2 separate regions of the Homo sapiens genome follow, and region 2 is linked to region 1. Evidence: chromatin contacts called from ENCODE Hi-C or POLR2A ChIA-PET data. All regions are on one chromosome and are shown on one strand. Each heading gives the region's core, a stretch centred on a gene start or an enhancer-like site at or near the end of the contact. The rest is flanking DNA. Distances are from core to core; before and after follow the strand shown.

What was found. Hi-C counts contacts between places; a loop is a spot of excess contacts on that map. ChIA-PET counts read pairs that join two places held with the same protein, here RNA polymerase II (POLR2A). Pooled maps may share reads with other maps.
Region 2: a loop to region 1 is called in a map of ascending aorta, with 2.3 times the contacts of the local background. The contact joins the enhancer-like site here to the promoter of ECH1 in region 1. A Hi-C loop is called at or near these places in 16 of 168 maps with a recorded cell type or tissue (MCF 10A, PC-9, adrenal gland and 9 more) and 13 of 50 pooled maps. POLR2A ChIA-PET finds 5 or more read pairs at or near these places in 10 of 52 experiments (A673, Caco-2, H1 and 7 more).

Annotation. Positions count from the first base shown.
Region 1 is chr19:38,830,396-38,833,095 of GRCh38, forward strand. ECH1 (enoyl-CoA hydratase 1) reads right to left here and starts at 1,399. Exons shown (of 10, transcript NM_001398.3): 1 at 1,326-1,399; 2 at 914-1,121; 3 at 683-771. The coding sequence starts at 1,377. All of the region lies in intron 1 of LOC124904712 (a long non-coding RNA gene), which reads left to right. RefSeq lists an enhancer at 1,298-1,447.
Region 2 is chr19:38,717,862-38,720,620 of GRCh38, forward strand. ACTN4 (actinin alpha 4) reads left to right here. Exons shown (of 21, transcript NM_004924.6): 11 at 66-213. The region is part of intron 1 of LOC107985291 (a long non-coding RNA gene); the gene reads right to left. Among named protein-coding and RNA genes, the nearest start is that of CAPN12, 25 kb to the right of the region's middle. RefSeq lists enhancers at 1-740, 775-1,495. Within about 2 kb of position 1,375, at least 18 of the 41 ENCODE cell types and tissues checked have a DNase peak (open chromatin) inside an H3K27ac peak, as active enhancers do; they include PC-9, ascending aorta, dorsolateral prefrontal cortex and 4 more, where a contact is called at or near this core.

The DNA of each region.
Region 1 (2,700 bases), core at 149-2,648:
CCAGGATGGAAACCTAGACTTCAGAGCCTATGATCCCATCGTGTTCTGTCAGACTAATACTTATATTTGAATGTTTTAAAGTAGGCCTTTTTTTAAAAAAATGATAGGGCTGGCCATGGTGGCACCTGCCTGTAATCCCAGCATTTTGGCAGGCTGAGGTGGGAGAATCGCTTGACCTCAGGTATTTGAGGTTACAGTGATTTATGATTAGGCAACTGTACTCCAGCCTGGGTGACAGAGAAAGATATTGTCTCCAAAAAAAAAAAAAAAAACACACAGATAAAAGTGTGAGTTAGGGGCCAGGAGCAATGGTTCAGGCCTATAATCCCAGCACTTTGGGAGGCTGAGGCAGGCAGATCATAACGTCAGGAGATGGAGACCATCCTGGCCAATATGGTGAAACCCCGTCTCTACTAAAAATACAAAAATTAGCTGGGTGTGGTGGCCCACGCCTGTAGTCCCAGACAGAAGAATTGCTTGAACCCGGGAGGTGGAGGTTGCAGTGAGCTGAGATTGCGCTACTGCACTCCAGCGTGGCAACAGAGCAAGACCCCGTCTCAAAAAAAAAAAAAAAAAGTGTGTAAGTCAGAAGCTGCTTAAAACCCTAATTCAGAAGCACTGCTCCACTGTCTATTGCCAGGAGCTAGGAAGGCTGGCAGGGTGTGTGAAGAGCGTCTGGTACCTGCAGTGAACATTTTTCCTGCACCAGAGATCACCACCGCCCGACAGTCAGCGTCTCTCGAAATCTTGTTGAAGCACTCTACCATCTCTCTGTGAAGCAACGAGTGAAGGGTTACAAATGGGGCGGGAATACCCTGCCCTCATGTCCATCTTCCCACAACGTTCCACTTTCACCCAGTCCCGCAGCCCCGCCTCCCCCCGCAGGCAGGCCTCCAGGATCTGCAGGTCAGACCTCCAGAAGACCTTGTTCATGGCATTCCTCTTGTTGGGCCGGTTGAGCTGGACATGCAGAACATGTTTCTGCGCAGACGTCACACGAAGGGACTCATAGCTGTGGTCTGGGGCTTCACCGAGGGCTACTCCGGAAGCCTCCTCTTGTGCAGAGGAGCCAGTGAGGCGAAGGCTAATACTGAGTCCCGGGTAGTTGGAGCCTGTCAGTCCTGGGGAGAAAGGAACAGCCTTTGATGACCCCAGACTGCAAGACACAGGCCTATCGAATTAGGGAGTCCTTCAAAAGGGAGCACACGCACCCCTGAATTTAGGGGACTCGGGCCCTTCGTGACCCCGGATAGCCCTCCCCGTCCTACATCTGCTATAACAGCACGACAGCGCGACGCACCCCCATAAGGCAAGAGGTGACTCACGCCGGGTCAGTAGGTCGCGGAGTCTGCGAGAAGCCACTATCCCCGCCGCCATCGCCGCCGCCTTCGTCTACTGCGTTCGGACGGAGTAACGTGCCCGTTAGCGGAGGGGGCGGGCACAGAAGGCCGCCATGTTGAGCGAGGGCACCGATGCCGCAACCTGACAGGCAATGACGCCGTTCTTTCCGCCATCTTTACTAAGGGCAGTCGATTTCCGGTTGCCTTACATAGAGCCAGGCTCAGAAATGGACCCTTTGCCCCAGTGGGAACCTGGCCAAAGAAAATAGCTCCTGCAATGGCGTGAACCTGGGAGGCGGAGTTTGCAGTGAGCCGAGATCGCGCCATTGCTCTCCAGCCTGGCGACCGAGCGACACTCCGTCTTAAAAAAAACAAAACAAACAAACAAAAAAAAAAACAGAAAAGCAAACAGCTCCCGCTAAAGTTCATCACACAGCTGTTTCATAATGGTGGAATAATAGGCGACAGCTGAAATGTCCAAGGACATAATTGCAGCAGAGCTTGTAATCATGCATGTATATATCATGTTAACTAAAAATAAAAGAAAACTTGCAGTACTGTGAGTTTACTCAGGTAAAGGAATGAGTACAGACGGGCCAACATTAAGCGCTGACTGTATAATATGAACTCCCACCAGGAGGTCGTACTATTTCCTACTATATGCAGAGGAAACTGGCCCAGGCACGGGAAGACACTAGGTTCAAGGTCGGTGGGCTTCAGAAGGGCTAAAGCAGGATTACCTGGCACCAGAGTTCATGTTCTTAGCCTGGCGCAGTGGCTCACGCCTGTAATACAAGCACTTTGGGAGGCCGAGGCAGGCGGATCACCTGAGGTCAGGAGTTCAACAGCAGCCTGGTCAACATGGCGAAACCCCGTCTCTACTAAAAATACAAAAATTAGCCGGGTGCGGTGTCCGGCACCTGTAATCCTAGCGGGAAGAGAATGGCTTGAGCCCAGGAGGCGGAGGTTGCAATGAGCAGAGATGGCACCACTGTACCCCAGCCTGGGCGACAGAGCAAGATCTCAAAAAAAAAAAAAAGAAGAAAAAAAAGTTCATGTTCTTAAAAAAAACAAACAAAACAAAAAAACCGAAATTCCCTTGGGAAAAGCCAGCTACCAAAAGGCATAAAAAGTACTGTAAAACTGCTGGCCGGGCGCGGTGGCTCACGCCTGTAATCCCAGCACTTTGGGAGGCCGTGGCGGGCAGATCACGAGGTCAGGAGATCGACCTCCTGACCTAGCTAACACAGTGAAACCCCGTCCCTACTAAAAAAATACAAAAACTTAGCGGGCATGGTGGCGGGCGTCTGTAGCCCCAGCTACTGGGGAGGCTGAGGCTGGAGAATGGCGTGAACCCCGG
Region 2 (2,759 bases), core at 125-2,624, 110 kb before region 1:
GGAGACATCCCCCTGGGTGCCTCCACTTCCTTGTGATAGCCCTGCCTGCTCCTGCCCTGCCCCAGGACATCAACAATGGCTGGCAGCACTTGGAGCAGGCTGAGAAGGGCTACGAGGAGTGGCTGCTGAATGAGATCCGCAGGCTGGAGCGGCTCGACCACCTGGCAGAGAAGTTCCGGCAGAAGGCCTCCATCCACGAGGCCTGGACTGACGGTACGGCCCAGCTCTGCCCCACTCTGCCCAGCCCCGCTCCCGTGCTCCCCTCCTGTCTCTCAGGCATGCATGGGTGTGCACACACAGCCCCCTGCCACGTTGGGTCTGTTTCTCAGGTGCCCTTTCTTGCTGCTTGGGAGCATGTGTGTGTGTCAGAAATGCTGCTTTAGAGCCAGGTTCAGTGGCTCACACCTGTAATCCCAGCACTTTGGCAGGCCAAGGCAGGAGGATCACTTGAGCCCAAGAGTTTGAGACCAGCCTGGGCAACATAGCGAGACCCTGCCTATACAAAAAAATTTTAGAATAATAAAATTAGCCAGGCATAGTGGTGCACACCTGTGGTCCCAGCTACTTTGGAGGCTGAGGTGGGAGGATTGATTGAGCCAGGGAGGTCAAGGCTGCAGTGAGCCGTGATTGTACCACTGCACTCCAGCCTGGGTGACAGAGCAAGACCCTGTCTCAAAAAAAAAGGAAAGAAATGCTGCTTTGGATTCCTTCAGCCCCAGAAAGCAGGGACCATTCAGGGGCCAGGTCCTCTTTGTTGCCCAGTCTGCCCTCGCCTCAGAGGTGGGACCCTGTCAGTCATCCAGGAACACAGCCAAGCCCCCTCCAGCACTTCAGGGAAGTGACCTTACACCCATCTGTTTGTCCCCTCTGCGTGTCTTCCCCATCCAGGGCGAGTGTGTGGGGCAGGCCTCTTCCATCCCCCGCACCCTGTGTTCAGAGTCGGCTTCCCTCTCCCACACCTCTGTGAGCGTGGACGGAAGGCTGGGGAGCCCATGTTCACTGGCACGTCCCTCAGGCTAGAGGAGGGCCTGCCTCCTGGGCCTGCTGCCGGACCACAGCCAGTGCTCACCCTCAGACAGTGCTCACCCACTGCCTTCGGCCCACCCTTCAGCATGGCCCACCTGTGAGCTCCTCCCACCTCCCATCCCTTCCCAGAGCCTCCTTCCCGGGCCTGGCTCCCCCTGCAGGAGCGCCACTGTGCTTTCTGTTCTCGGCAGCCCTGCAGCTGCCTGGCCGTTGGCTCCAGATGTGGGATTTCATCACGTCCCTGGCCCTCTTTTGGGTCATGCCAAGGTTGAGATTTCAGATCCCAGGGGTCTGGAAGCCTTCAGAAAGCTGCCAGTGCCTGGGAGAGCCACAAGAGCCACTCACAGGACTCCTCTCCCACTCTGGCCACCACCTTCCCAACACAGTCTCCCTGGCCCTCCGGCCGCCACTCCGCCCAGCTGAGCCCTTCCTTGCATTCCTGAGTGCATTTTCTCACCCCTCCCCACCCTGGCCCGCATGCGAGTGTGCAGCTCCACACGGCCTGCAGCCCTGGCCACGGCCCAGCTTGTGCCCTCCTCACATGAGCTCAGCTCGCCATTCCCGCGGCAGCTGCCAGCCTCAGAGCAGCCCAGCCCCTTTGCTACCAGGAAAGAGTGCGAGTGAGAGAGTGGATAGTGAGGGAGGAAGGGCCTGGCCAGGCCGGGTGCCGCACTTCCCTCTTGCCTGGCAGAAAGGCACCCATGTGAGGAGAGCGTGTTAGCACCGATGCCATCTTGTGTGGTTGGTGGCCTCCATCCATTCCCGGATTCACTCATTCGTTCAACAGACAGCTCAGGTGGCTCCAGCCGTCCTTATCCATGGAGGCCTGGGCGTCGCCCTGTGGCTGAACCTTCTGGGGGTCTTTCTGCCCACCCATCAGCTCTTCAGTCCCTCTACAGGGCTCCATGAGGCCCTGCAGATGGTTTCCTGAGGCCAAGGGGCTGGGTGTGGTGGCCCCACTGGCATTCCTCCCCTGGGAAGGGCTCTGGGGCAGCCTTCACCTGAGGTGTTTAGAAGCCAGCTCAGTCTCCGGCCAGGGCCCAGCTGGTTCAGCGGCCTCCACACGTCCCTGCCCCACCCCTACCTGACTGGGCATCCACGCGGGTCTGCCCATGGCGTCTGCCAGAGCCCCCAGGCAGGCTGGCCTACTAATTCCCAAGACTCAGAGCCTCTGTCCTCTCAAGTAGCAGTTACGTGAAACAGGACAGGCAGGCCCTCCACACCCCAGGGTCTGGTCGTAGCGGCCTCCTCCGCCCTGGGGTGGGTGGGCCACCTTCACTCCACACCCCTCACCATCCCCCACAGCCCGCAGCGGGAGGGTCGTCGTGGATGCTTCTCTGAGGGACTTGATTTCCTGGGAATACGACCAACCCCGAACGACCCCTTGTCCCCACTCCAGTTGTCCCTTGGCCTGGATCCCAGATAGCTGTGGCAATGGTCCGCTGCCCACATCCTCTCGGTGCACCCTTGCCAGGACTCTGCGGAGGCAGAGGGAGATGTCACCTGCTGTTTCTGGTTCCTGCCCCTGGGAGAAAGCAGTTGGAGAAGGGAATTGCAAGGCCGCCTTGTGGCTGAGCCTCCTGCCCCAGGGCTGCGCAGCAGGGCCGGTGGAGCCAGAGTCTCCCAGGCCTCCCACTTCTTGGCCATCAGTGCCAGAGCCGATCCTGTGGGGAGTCTGGTAGGTGCCTGACAGTTGAGACTGGGAGAGGCTGAGGTGAGGCTGGTACTGGCTC